Linked DNA regions of Homo sapiens: region 2 is linked to region 1. A link is a contact called in ENCODE Hi-C or POLR2A ChIA-PET data. All regions are on one chromosome and are shown on one strand. The core of a region is the stretch at or near the end of the contact, and the rest is flanking DNA. Distances in the headings are between cores, read along the strand shown. Region 1 overlaps CUL1 (cullin 1). Region 2 overlaps CUL1 (cullin 1).

Region 1 (5,392 bases), core at 1,633-4,132:
AGCGTACATATATCAAATCATCAGGTTGCATGCTATTATGTTTTGTCAATTATACCTTAATAAAGCTGGGAGTGGGAATTAAACACCAAAATACCGACTTCTCAGAATTGCTATAAAGAATAAATTAGTAGAGCCTCAAAGTTTTACTAAATGGATATAGCAGGCTTCTCGTTGTGATCAATCTTTGTCCTTCTAATTATATAAATATACACACATGCAGCCAGGCGTGGTGGCTCACGCCTGTAATCCCAGAACTTTGGGAGGCCGAGGCAGGTGGATCACCTGAGGTCAGGAGTTCAAGACCTGGCCAACATGGTGAAACCCCATCTCTACTAAAAATACAAAAATTTGCCTGGTGTGGTGGCACACACCTGTAGTCACAGCTACTTGGGAGGCTGAAGCAGGAGAATCACTTGAACCCAGAAGGTGGAGGTTGCAGTGAGCCGAGATTGCACCACTGCACTCTAGCCTAGGCGACAGAATGAGACTCCATCTCAAAAAATATATATATAATATAAAATACACACACATGCTAATTTAATTCATTCCTTCAAATACACACATTTTGTAATTACAAGAATTCTCACATATCATTACCCAGAAGTACAGAATTTTCTCCTATAAACATCTTAGGAATTAGAAAACAATTTTTTTTCTCTTAGAGTTGATACTTGAATAAGTAATAGAGGAAGGTCCTTTTAAATCCTAAAAAATCCACACACAAGCACTAAATGCCTTAAATATTGCTCAATTCAGAAATGAATCTTAATTAAGTCAACATCTATATTCTTCCTATTTTACTACATGACTTCCAAGTAAGATGCCACAAGCGTCACTGGTATAAATTGCTCCGGAAAACCTGAAAACTTACAGAAAATCACAATCACATTATATTTAACAGGTGTTATAAAGACTGCCCAGTTTGTCCAAATAAACTAGTTTTAACTGCTGAGGACTGAGTATCAGTTCTCAGTTTCAGCACAATGCTTTTACTCAATTACCTAGATTAAATCATGCTTACTCAATGGTCTAGATTGGTACTTGCGTGTATTTTGTTTCCAAGTACTTGCATTCACTTTAGGGCAAGAAAAAACGGTATTACATTTGATCATGATCATCTACACCACACATGCTTTTCAAACTGAGGGCTGCAATTCATTATTGTGTAGATCATGAAACCAACTTAGTAAAAGGGAACTGGAACTTTTTAAAAAATCAAATAAAGAAAAAGAGCTCATAGAATGTAACAAGGTTAAGTATTACTCAGTGCATTTTTTTTTCCCAGTTATGTCTGTGTGGGTGCTGGGTTATCCCACAAAAAATATTTTACTAAAGAAATAATTCAAGAGGCACTGATTGACAGTACACAGTGACAAATTGCAAACAGCTAATATGGAAATGCGTGGGATGTCTGTGAACTTCACAGTTCTGGCTCCACAAGTCACTGGCAGTGTGAGCTTGGTCAGATTCCTTAACTTCTGCGCCTGTATTTCATCATCTGTACTAGAGATAATACTGTAGTACCTGTTGTATAAGGTGGCTATGAGGAATAAGTGAGTTACGAAAATAAAATGCTTAGCAGAGTCCTTGACACACGGTAAGCATTTGCTACTATTCATGTTAACACTACTATAAAGGGTTTCTAATATCTATGCAATTCCTAAGATAGTATTTAAATGTTAAACCACCCATGCTTATTTTTGAAGTCAAAATGAAGTAAATTAACGTTACCTGAAAACTCCACAATACCTTTGATAACTGATGACACCAGAGGTGGCACTTCTCTAAAATTCCCACCAAAATGTAACTTTCAGCACAGGGTGGAGGAATCCTTTGTATCGGGACAGACCTGGGGATCCAGCCTAAGCTGTGACAGAGTTAAATTTTCCTTGAAATATCACTCTATCTTAAAATTCACATGAATCTTTCATTCTACCATGAAATACATGTTTAACAGAATACTTTAAAACACCAGCTCCACAGGACTTCCTAGCTCTCTTGCTAGTGAATGAATGGGATGCTGTTGTATGAAACCCACTGACTTTGGAAAAGCCGCTACTGGAGAGCTTTCACTGCACATCAGCATCCAAAAAGTTTCTCTTCTGTCTTGGCACCACTGTATTTTCAGAACCCAGCTTAACACAAATACAAAGATACAAACAGCAAGCCATTCTGCCCTCCTTTTAGAGGGCCTGTGGAAGTGGTGCCCCAGGGAAACATCCTCAGGCCACTAAGCGTGGAAGGCCAGATGTGCACCTCCTGGCAGGTCTCTCCCTCTCCCAGTGAGGTGTGCACGTGAGGTCCACTTCCGTAAAGGATGCCCTTAGTCAACCACAAACGCTATTAACTCCCATTTAGATGAACAATCTCAATTCACAGTTCCCACAATCCTCTTCAACTAATTTCCAAATTTCCCTCATGTGTGGTGAACCGTTTGCCCTGCAGTTGATTGTGGGGCCTTGAATAAGTATCTGCTCAATAAGCAGATTTTGGAAGCTAGTGTATCACTAAGTGAACATGAATCTATTCATCAATAAGACACCCCTTTCTATTATTTTTCTTTCGACTAAGATAATTTAACCCTGAGTCGAAAACTCTGATCAGTAATTTTCCCTAGCTGAGCAAACTTTCAAATACACTTCCCGTTTCACTACAAACTGGTTCAAAAGGAGAAACGGCGCTACCGTGCTCTTTATTTGATTTAGGGCTTTTATGTTTTTTGTTTTAAAGACAATTTACCACTTTAACCGCTCTCCTGAAGGAACTGGGCACAGTTAAGCGACACCTCTTTCTGGTAAGATGCTCCTGACACATGTCCCCCGTGGTCCCTGAACCACTCAAGGCTCACAGTGAGTGATGTCACCCACCGCACCTGTGGTTCCACCTGTCAGATTTGCACCCCCATTCTCTGCACATATGTTCAATGCTGCATTTGCTAAAAAGCATCTTGCTGAAAATTTCCTTACTAGCTATTACAACATCAAGTACTAAGAACTTTTTAGTATTTTCCGAAATTATGGACACTGGGGAGAGAGTATGAGGAGAAACATATATGCACAGAAGTGTACATTTAAATCAGTCAAGAATAAATAATTTGGAAAAACAGTTTCTCAATGATTTGAGTATGTCTTCTGAGCTCACAAAAATCTGTAACTCGATGACAACATTCAATAAGAAGCAGGGTTCTTTTGGGAAGGGGACTTTTTAAATTTTGCTTCCCACTCTGTCTCAAAACAATCTGGCCATACCTATAATAAAGGAGAAAATGTGGGCTGGGCACGATGGCTCCTGCCTGTAATCTCAGTACTTTGGGAGGCCGAGGCGGGCAGATCACCTGAGGTCAGGAGTTCGAGACCAGCCTGACCAACATGGTGAAACCCGTCCCTACTAAAAACACACAAAAAAAATTAGCCGGGCATGGTGGTGGGCGCCTTTAATCCTAGCTACTTGGGAGGCTGACGCAGGAGAATTGCTTGAAAACCAACCAGAAGGCGGGGGTTGCAGTGAGCTGAGATCGTGCCATTGCACTCCAGCCTAGGAGACAACAGCGAAACCCCAACCAAAAAAAAAAAAGGAGAAAATGTGGTAAAACCTGTAGCATCAGCTTCACTTATGATTCCGAAACAGCAGTAAGCCTCTAGACATTTACATTTGCTCGTATTTTTTCTGAGACGGAGTCTCGCTCTGTCCGCCCAGGCTGGAATGTAGTGGCGTGATCTCGGCTCGCCACAACCTCCGCCTCCCGGGTTCAAGCGATTCTCCTGCCTCAGCCTCCTGAGTAGCTGGGATTACAGGCATGCACCACCATGCCTGGCTAATTTTGTATTTTTAGTAGAGACGGGGTTTCTACATGTTGGTCAGGCTGGTCTCGAACTCCTGACCTCAGGTGATCCGCTCGCCTTGGCCTCCCAAAGTGCTGGGATTACAGGCGTACCGCGCCCGGCCCACTGGTATTTTTTATAGTAATGCCCCTAGTCAAGATGCACCTTTCTTTGTAGTTACAAAATTTTCTAGTCAATTTCCCTCATGGTCTGTACAATTTGTATTTATTTGTCACCCTAAGAGTGGTGGGTTTTGGAGGTTATTGCTAAGGGGCAGAGACACAAAAGCATCAACAATAACTTAAACCCATATTTTACTTATTTATTTTTGACACAGGGTTTCACTCTGTCACTCAGGCTGGAGTGAAATGGTGCCACCTCGGCTCACTGCAACATCTCCCTCCCTCTAGGGCTCAAGCGATCCCCCCACCTCAGCCTCCCAAGTAGCTGGGACCACAGGTGTGGGCCACCACACCTGGCTAATCTTTTCATTTTTTGTACAGATGGGGTTTCACTACGTTGCCCAGGCTGGTCTCGAACTCGTAAGCTCAAGCAATCCGGCCACCTCGGCCTTCTAAGTATTCAAATTACAGACGTGAGCCACCACGCCTGGCAAAACCCATACCTTAAGCAGGCATAAAGAATATCCTGCATGTTAAGATTGCTACTGATTTCTGTCACCACCCTAGCTGTGGCTGGGACAATACCATAGTCTTCACTGCCCAGCCTAAGTTTCATGTGGAAAGTCTCAACAATAGTCGGTCCATATTTTTTATTTCATACAATTTACATTAACTTGTGTATTTTCTCAAGCAAGCTTTTTAAGCTTATACTTCAAGTAGCTTACTTTGAAAAACATAAATGCATGTTCCCAGTTGAAAACATAGTTAATATTTTTAACAAGGTAAAGAACTAATGCTAACATCACAAAATCCAGATTTTTCCCCATAGTTTTGTTATCGTCAAGAACTCATATATAATAAACTTACTTTAGAGGACTTGAATCTCACAAACTTCATTCAATTTTCTAAAATAAAATGTACACATCAAAACTGCAAATAAATAAACTTCTGAAAAATATAAATACAATGGAATAAAGAGATGCACACTTTAGGACTATTTTTCTTTTTGCCAAATCACACACACAAAGCCCAGAGTATGTATGCGCATATACGCAGTTTGGCCTGTACTCAATTGTCAGTAAAACAAATCCTCCTCTGCATTTTTGGCGGGGAAAGTACTCTTTTTAATGTGAAACTGTAGTTTCATTCACTGCCGCCAAGAGAGGCGTCAGAATGCTTTTTAGAATCACTTTTCCTATAACTATTAAGGGAATCACTATCCTAGTTACACATACACGCTCACCTATGTTTACCATAAAAAGCTATGTGGATACTCATCTTCCACAATATCCATATTTTTGAAACAAAACTTTAGTGTAATATATGGTTTGCTGGTTATAATCAGTGAATTATTTAATCAGTTTTCCACAAGTTAGCCTTATCAATAGAAAAATTCCAACATTTATAATTTATTATGGCAAAACCTCAAAGTTAACACAACTTCCGCAA
Region 2 (5,392 bases), core at 1,154-3,653, 61 kb before region 1:
TAGCTGGTAGTACATTCGTCTGTTCACTGGTCTAAGTTCACACATGACTGGGCTTTTATAATTATTTCTAACTCAACTTCCCAATCTAAATCACAGAACTTTTTCTGCTAATGTACTCGGATCTACCCCTTAGTCTTCCATTGAAAAATAACTTGCCGGAGCTACCTAATTTCTGCCTATCAAATTCTCTATCTGATGTGCTGCCTTTTGTAAGTATTATACCATCACCCCAATCCTGGAGCCAGCTACTGAGAGCAGCTTCTGAAAACCTCTCCTGTTTCAACACAGCATTTCTCTCAGAACTGCAAATAAAGTTCACAACATTTCTCCCCAGTCAGTGTCTGCAGCCCAACACTCCAATGTTAGACCCAGCAGCCCTGCCGGGTGTTGAAGTATCTCACAGACCCATCTCTGTTGGGCCACACTGCAATACCTGTTAGGCTGAGGACACTAAATCAAGATATGGTTTCAAAGAGGACTTGTGCTTTTTTGTTGCTACTTCTGCCCTGAAGACCAAGTGTAAGGAGATATTCTCTTATAGCCTGATTTATGTTCATTTACAGAGCTGTCTTTGTGGGGGAATACAGTAACATCCAGACTGCTGAGCAACTGTGTGTTAAACATTCAAAATGGAATCAATTGTATAGTCAAGAATTAACAGGAACTTACAAGTCTGCATTATTTGACCCTTCTCCTGAACTTTATTTTGGCATTGTGCTATAAGCTGGTGTCATGGAAAACTATCAAACTACCCAAGGACTTGACATCCTATTTCCTTGTGAGTGTACTGCTGATGATGCTGTCCACGGCACTACCATGCTTTTTAGGATGAGCCACTGGAGAAAGTATCCTCAGCTCTGACCATCAAGAAAAATCATTCTTCTGAGTTACTAGCCGATCGTACCCCACGGCGCTGGCTGTCTTTAATGGCAAGCTCTCTGTACTGACTACAACGATTTCGAGGCAAATCATGACCTACCTCTAACAAGAGTAACGGACTGCATTGCACACACTTTGAGAATTATATTAAGCTCTATTTTGTGTCTCATATCCTTATTTTGCTATTCTCCGATTTATTTAATTTATCTTATTTTATTTCACGTATTGTGTGAGCAGCCCCAAGTCCTTTTCGGAGCAATGGGAAGTGTAACTAAGATGTAAGTATACTGATAAGGTGTCATAATAAGCTCTGAGGACACAAAACTGGATAGAGCCATCTCTGCTACAATAGAGGGACGTTCACACGGACATCTAAAGCATAAAGCAGTGTCACATAAACAGTCCAATGTGCCATTATTTCAAGGGGGAGATGCTACCATTCCAAGGTGACTGAGAAAACTTTTGAGCTGGGTTTTGAGAGATAAATAGGTATTTCACAGGTAGAAAAAAGAAGGACTGTCTCTAAGAAGAGAAGACAGAAGAACTAGGAAAGCAGAGTGAGGCAAATTTACACAATGGTGAGTTCCAGCTGAGAAGACACACGCAGCGGGGTCAAGAGTCGTGCAGCCGAGACGGCAGCCCTGCAGCAGACGGCCTTCACCATTATCATCCACAGATCCTCGCTGGGTAAGAGGCTAGGCCCGAAACCACAGAGCATAAAACTATAATGAGGCGTGAGCTTCGCTCTCAAGGGCTGTACCACCCATGGTGCAGTGACAGGAAGCACAGGAAGTTATAACCACATGTACACTTGTAATGAGAGTTTTACAAATAGGGCTTAGGATAGAAGAGTTAAGGTCAGCTCTTTCTAGAAGGGAGGATTTGAGCTGGCCTTAAAAGCAGGACTAAGACAAGCAGAAGGTAAGGATGACTGTGTTATAAGTAGAGACATTAGCCAGAGTTTTGGGGTAGGGGAATGATATTATAATAGTTTCACTGGAAGACAGGGTTCATGAAAATGTGGGCTAATTAGAGGATTTTGATTTAGTGTAATATTATGATTTATATTATCACAAGGAAGGGCTTTATTCTGCTTTGTTTAAAACAAAGGATGAAAAGAACACAGAGTAAAATTATAAATGTATTAAGTGGTATTTCTGAAAGACGAAACTGCTAATTATCATGAGGGATGAATGGGAATGGGAGAGATGTGGGGCCATTTGGGAGGTGCAGTGATAAACGAAGCCCAGATTAAGATGGTAGCCTTGGGACTGGAGAGAAAATGCATAGAAAACAGTAAGAGCCAAGGGAGGAGGAATTCCCATGCTCCACTGACTCATCCCAGAAGACAGAGGAGGAGACAGCTTGCTACCGAGACAGGCAGGCTGCTTACTGCTTTGAGGAGGATTCTGAGGCTACGTCCAGACCCTGCAGGAAATTATACCCTATTAGATTACTAATGCTTATGATGAACAAGGCATGAGGGCAGGGTGACTCATGCTACACAGCTGCCACCTCTGTGCTAAGGAATGGAGAAGAGGTGAGTTTCAAATGAACCTGCAATGTAGGCACTAAACTAGGCAGATGAGGTCACGGAGATGTGACAAGGACAAAGGCAAGGCATTCTAATTCAGAGTTCTTGACATCACGTCTACTACAGGAATGCCCTAAATGCTTGCTAAAGAAATGAAACAACGATTTCAGTTTGATCTGCAAAATTTGTTTGCCCTTTGATTTGAAACACTGACCACATCATGCAGCTAAAAATACTCCTCAATTTGGGATAATGTTTCAATAAGCCCATCATAAACTGAATGTGTGGGTTTTTTTTTTTGTTTTTTTTTTGAGACGGAGTCTCTCTCTGTCACCCAGGCTGGAGTGCAGCAGTGCAATCTTGGCTCACTGCAACCTCCGACTTCCAGGTTCAAGTGATTCTCCTGCCTCAGCCTCTGGAGTAGCTGGGATTACAGGTGCCTGCTAACACGCCCGGCTAATTTTTGTATTTTTAGTAGAGACGGGGTTTCGCCATGTTGGCCAGGCTGGTCTTGAACTCTTGGTCTCAGGTGATCTGCCTGCCTTGGCCTCCCAAAGTTCTGGGATTACAGGTGTGAGCCACTGCGCCCGGACCTGAATGTGTGACAGTATTTTCAATGTACGATGAGTTTATTGAAAGTATCATAAATGCCTATTGTTTTCATGCCATTTTAAAGTCAAAAAAATCATTAAGGTGAGCCATTCTAAGCAGGAGACTGTTTGCAGTTGCTTTGGTCAAATAAGAAAAATTAAGAGCCTAGCACAGGGCCAGGCACACACAGTGGGCATTCAATTCTTTTTAAAATGACCACGTGAAGGAATGGTCTCTGCTTTGAAGATGCTCCCCTTCAAGCCTCACTAAGTGAATGGAGGCCATCACCTTCTATATTTTAATATAGACTATTTTTTGATACATTCCCAACCTGTTCCTGGGCCAGCAATCATGCATGGGGTTACTTGCCTATTAAACAAGCCATTTCTCCTATCCCTTGCTCAGCTCGAAACCAGTTTGAAATCTCATCCTTGAATATTTGTGTGCAAGGTTCCCAAAGTCCTCCTGGTGCCCCAGTGCAATAGGCTAATTGATCGCCTCACATATCAGTTGAGCACAAATGCCCTTGATCACGAGGCTCTCTGAAGGCTGGAGAGAACGCTTCCAAACAGAGTGGAATCCTGACGGACAGTCCCCTCCCCACTCCGAGGTTCGGAGGGCTCTCTCTTCAGTTTCACGTCACTGAGGGCTGCCAGCTTTTAGGTGGCGAGAGGGAGATGCCATGAGGGAAATTCCCCTTCAGCCAGTTTTCCAGAAATAGCCTTTAATGTTTAAATTGGTTTTAACTAGGGAAAAGATATGCCTTAAGAAAAATTCATAAGTAGGTTCTAAAACTTCGAACACAAAAAATATTTGACTTACATGATAAACTGGAAACCTCTACGAATTTCAGTCTAGGCCAGGTATTAGCAGTAAAGCTGGTTTTCTAACCAAATTAGTGGTATAAAAGGATTAGCCAGATAAAAAACTTTTTTTTGGCCTCTCAAAGGAGTTTATTTCATCAAGAACAGCTTCAGTGTAACATATATAGTGTTCTAGTCCAGAGAAAGACACGGGACTGATATTACACATTTTTGCACTTAAAAAAAATCACTTAGGTAGTGCCTTCTATGGCATTTAATATGCTAATTATAAATGATTCTCGTACACTATGATTCAACTTAATTAGGCAAAAATTTTTAAACTTTAAAAATTGTGTTCTCAAGGTAATTAAATCCCACTTAAAATCATGTACAATGATTCTAACTTTTACTAACCTTTTTTTCTCCTGATTTTTCATAATCAGTGGGTTTTTGAAAATAATTATGGTTGGGTTACAATGTGTCTTTTACATTTACCACATAAATGATAAAAACTAAAACCTATTTAAAAGTATTTGTTTTTTAGCAGCTGTGTTTCTTTCTTACAATAAGTAATCAAGCACCTACTGTGTGCCAGGCTATGGCCCGGGCACCCACGCTCCCCCTGAGCTTCAATTCTGTGGGCTTTCCCAGAGATGGCGAATGGAGGTGGCAAGTGTGAGCCCAGAGCAGGGAAGGGCACGAGGAACCCATGCACCAGACAGACAGCATTCCAACAGAAGGAGCCAAACGGCAAGTTTACAAATAAGAATAAAACTGCATTTTAGGAAACACTCCTTTTGCAGAAAATTGGAAAAGTATTTGCTTTCCCGAACATTTTACTTCATAAGCACAACAATTAAAAAACTCAGAGTTTCATGAGTTCAATGTAGAAACAGTGCTTATGTAAATAATAACTAGAATCAGTAACTTACTAAAAAAAACTAATATTTGACTTTTGTGAGTGAAGGCAGATGCAACGTGGGTTTACTGAGCTATAACTCTTCTTCACGGGAGAAAATCTTGTTTTGGTTCTTAAATTCAGGTTAATCAGTGGCTTAGATTTAAGTAACACAAGCATTGTTTAAAAGCTTGATTTCTCGTAAAATGTAACTGCTGTTAAAGGCAGTTTATTTGTGCTGTCATTGCTGACGGATGAAGCTTCCTCAAATAGAGAAATGATTTACATAGAAGGTATACTTTTGCTTTAACTGATCGAGTTAGGTAAATGTCAGATTCAAGACTCATTGACAAAGTCAATCGGCAGCATTTATTCAGTGCCTAAAATATCAGGCAGCTGATTGTATCCAAGAAAGAAACAATGGAACATGAGAATCATAGTTGATTATTTCTCCAATTTAGCACCTTACTTTGGTTTGGAAAAGATGAACATTAGAATTAACGTCCCATCTTTCCTATAAAACTGAAAAAGTAATTTATAATGCTTTTTTTTTCTTTCTTCCTTTTAAAGGAGACAGGGTCTCACTACATTGCCCTAGCTGGTCCCGAACTCCTGGGCTCAAGTGACCCTCCTGCCTCAGGCTTCTGAGTAGCTGGGACTATAGGTACACACCACTACACCCAGCTA

Evidence for each region. Hi-C counts contacts between places; a loop is a spot of excess contacts on that map. ChIA-PET counts read pairs that join two places held with the same protein, here RNA polymerase II (POLR2A). Pooled maps may share reads with other maps.
Region 2: a map of left ventricle myocardium superior shows a loop between it and region 1 (2.4-fold over the local background). The contact joins two enhancer-like sites. A Hi-C loop is called at or near these places in 19 of 168 maps with a recorded cell type or tissue (A673, CD4-positive, alpha-beta T cell, CD8-positive, alpha-beta T cell and 14 more), 1 of 37 single-sample maps with no recorded cell type and 9 of 50 pooled maps. POLR2A ChIA-PET finds 5 or more read pairs at or near these places in 13 of 52 experiments (AG04449, CD4-positive, alpha-beta T cell, CD8-positive, alpha-beta T cell and 9 more).

The regions. Positions count from the first base shown.
Region 1 is chr7:148,708,846-148,714,237 of GRCh38, reverse strand. All of the region lies in intron 1 of CUL1 (cullin 1), which reads right to left. Among named protein-coding and RNA genes, the nearest start is that of CUL1, 13 kb to the right of the region's middle. Within about 2 kb of position 2,882, at least 2 of the 41 ENCODE cell types and tissues checked have a DNase peak (open chromatin) inside an H3K27ac peak, as active enhancers do.
Region 2 is chr7:148,769,747-148,775,138 of GRCh38, reverse strand. All of the region lies in intron 9 of CUL1 (cullin 1), which reads right to left. Among named protein-coding and RNA genes, the nearest start is that of CUL1, 74 kb to the right of the region's middle. RefSeq lists enhancers at 1,418-1,467, 1,788-2,987. Within about 2 kb of position 2,403, at least 6 of the 41 ENCODE cell types and tissues checked have a DNase peak (open chromatin) inside an H3K27ac peak, as active enhancers do.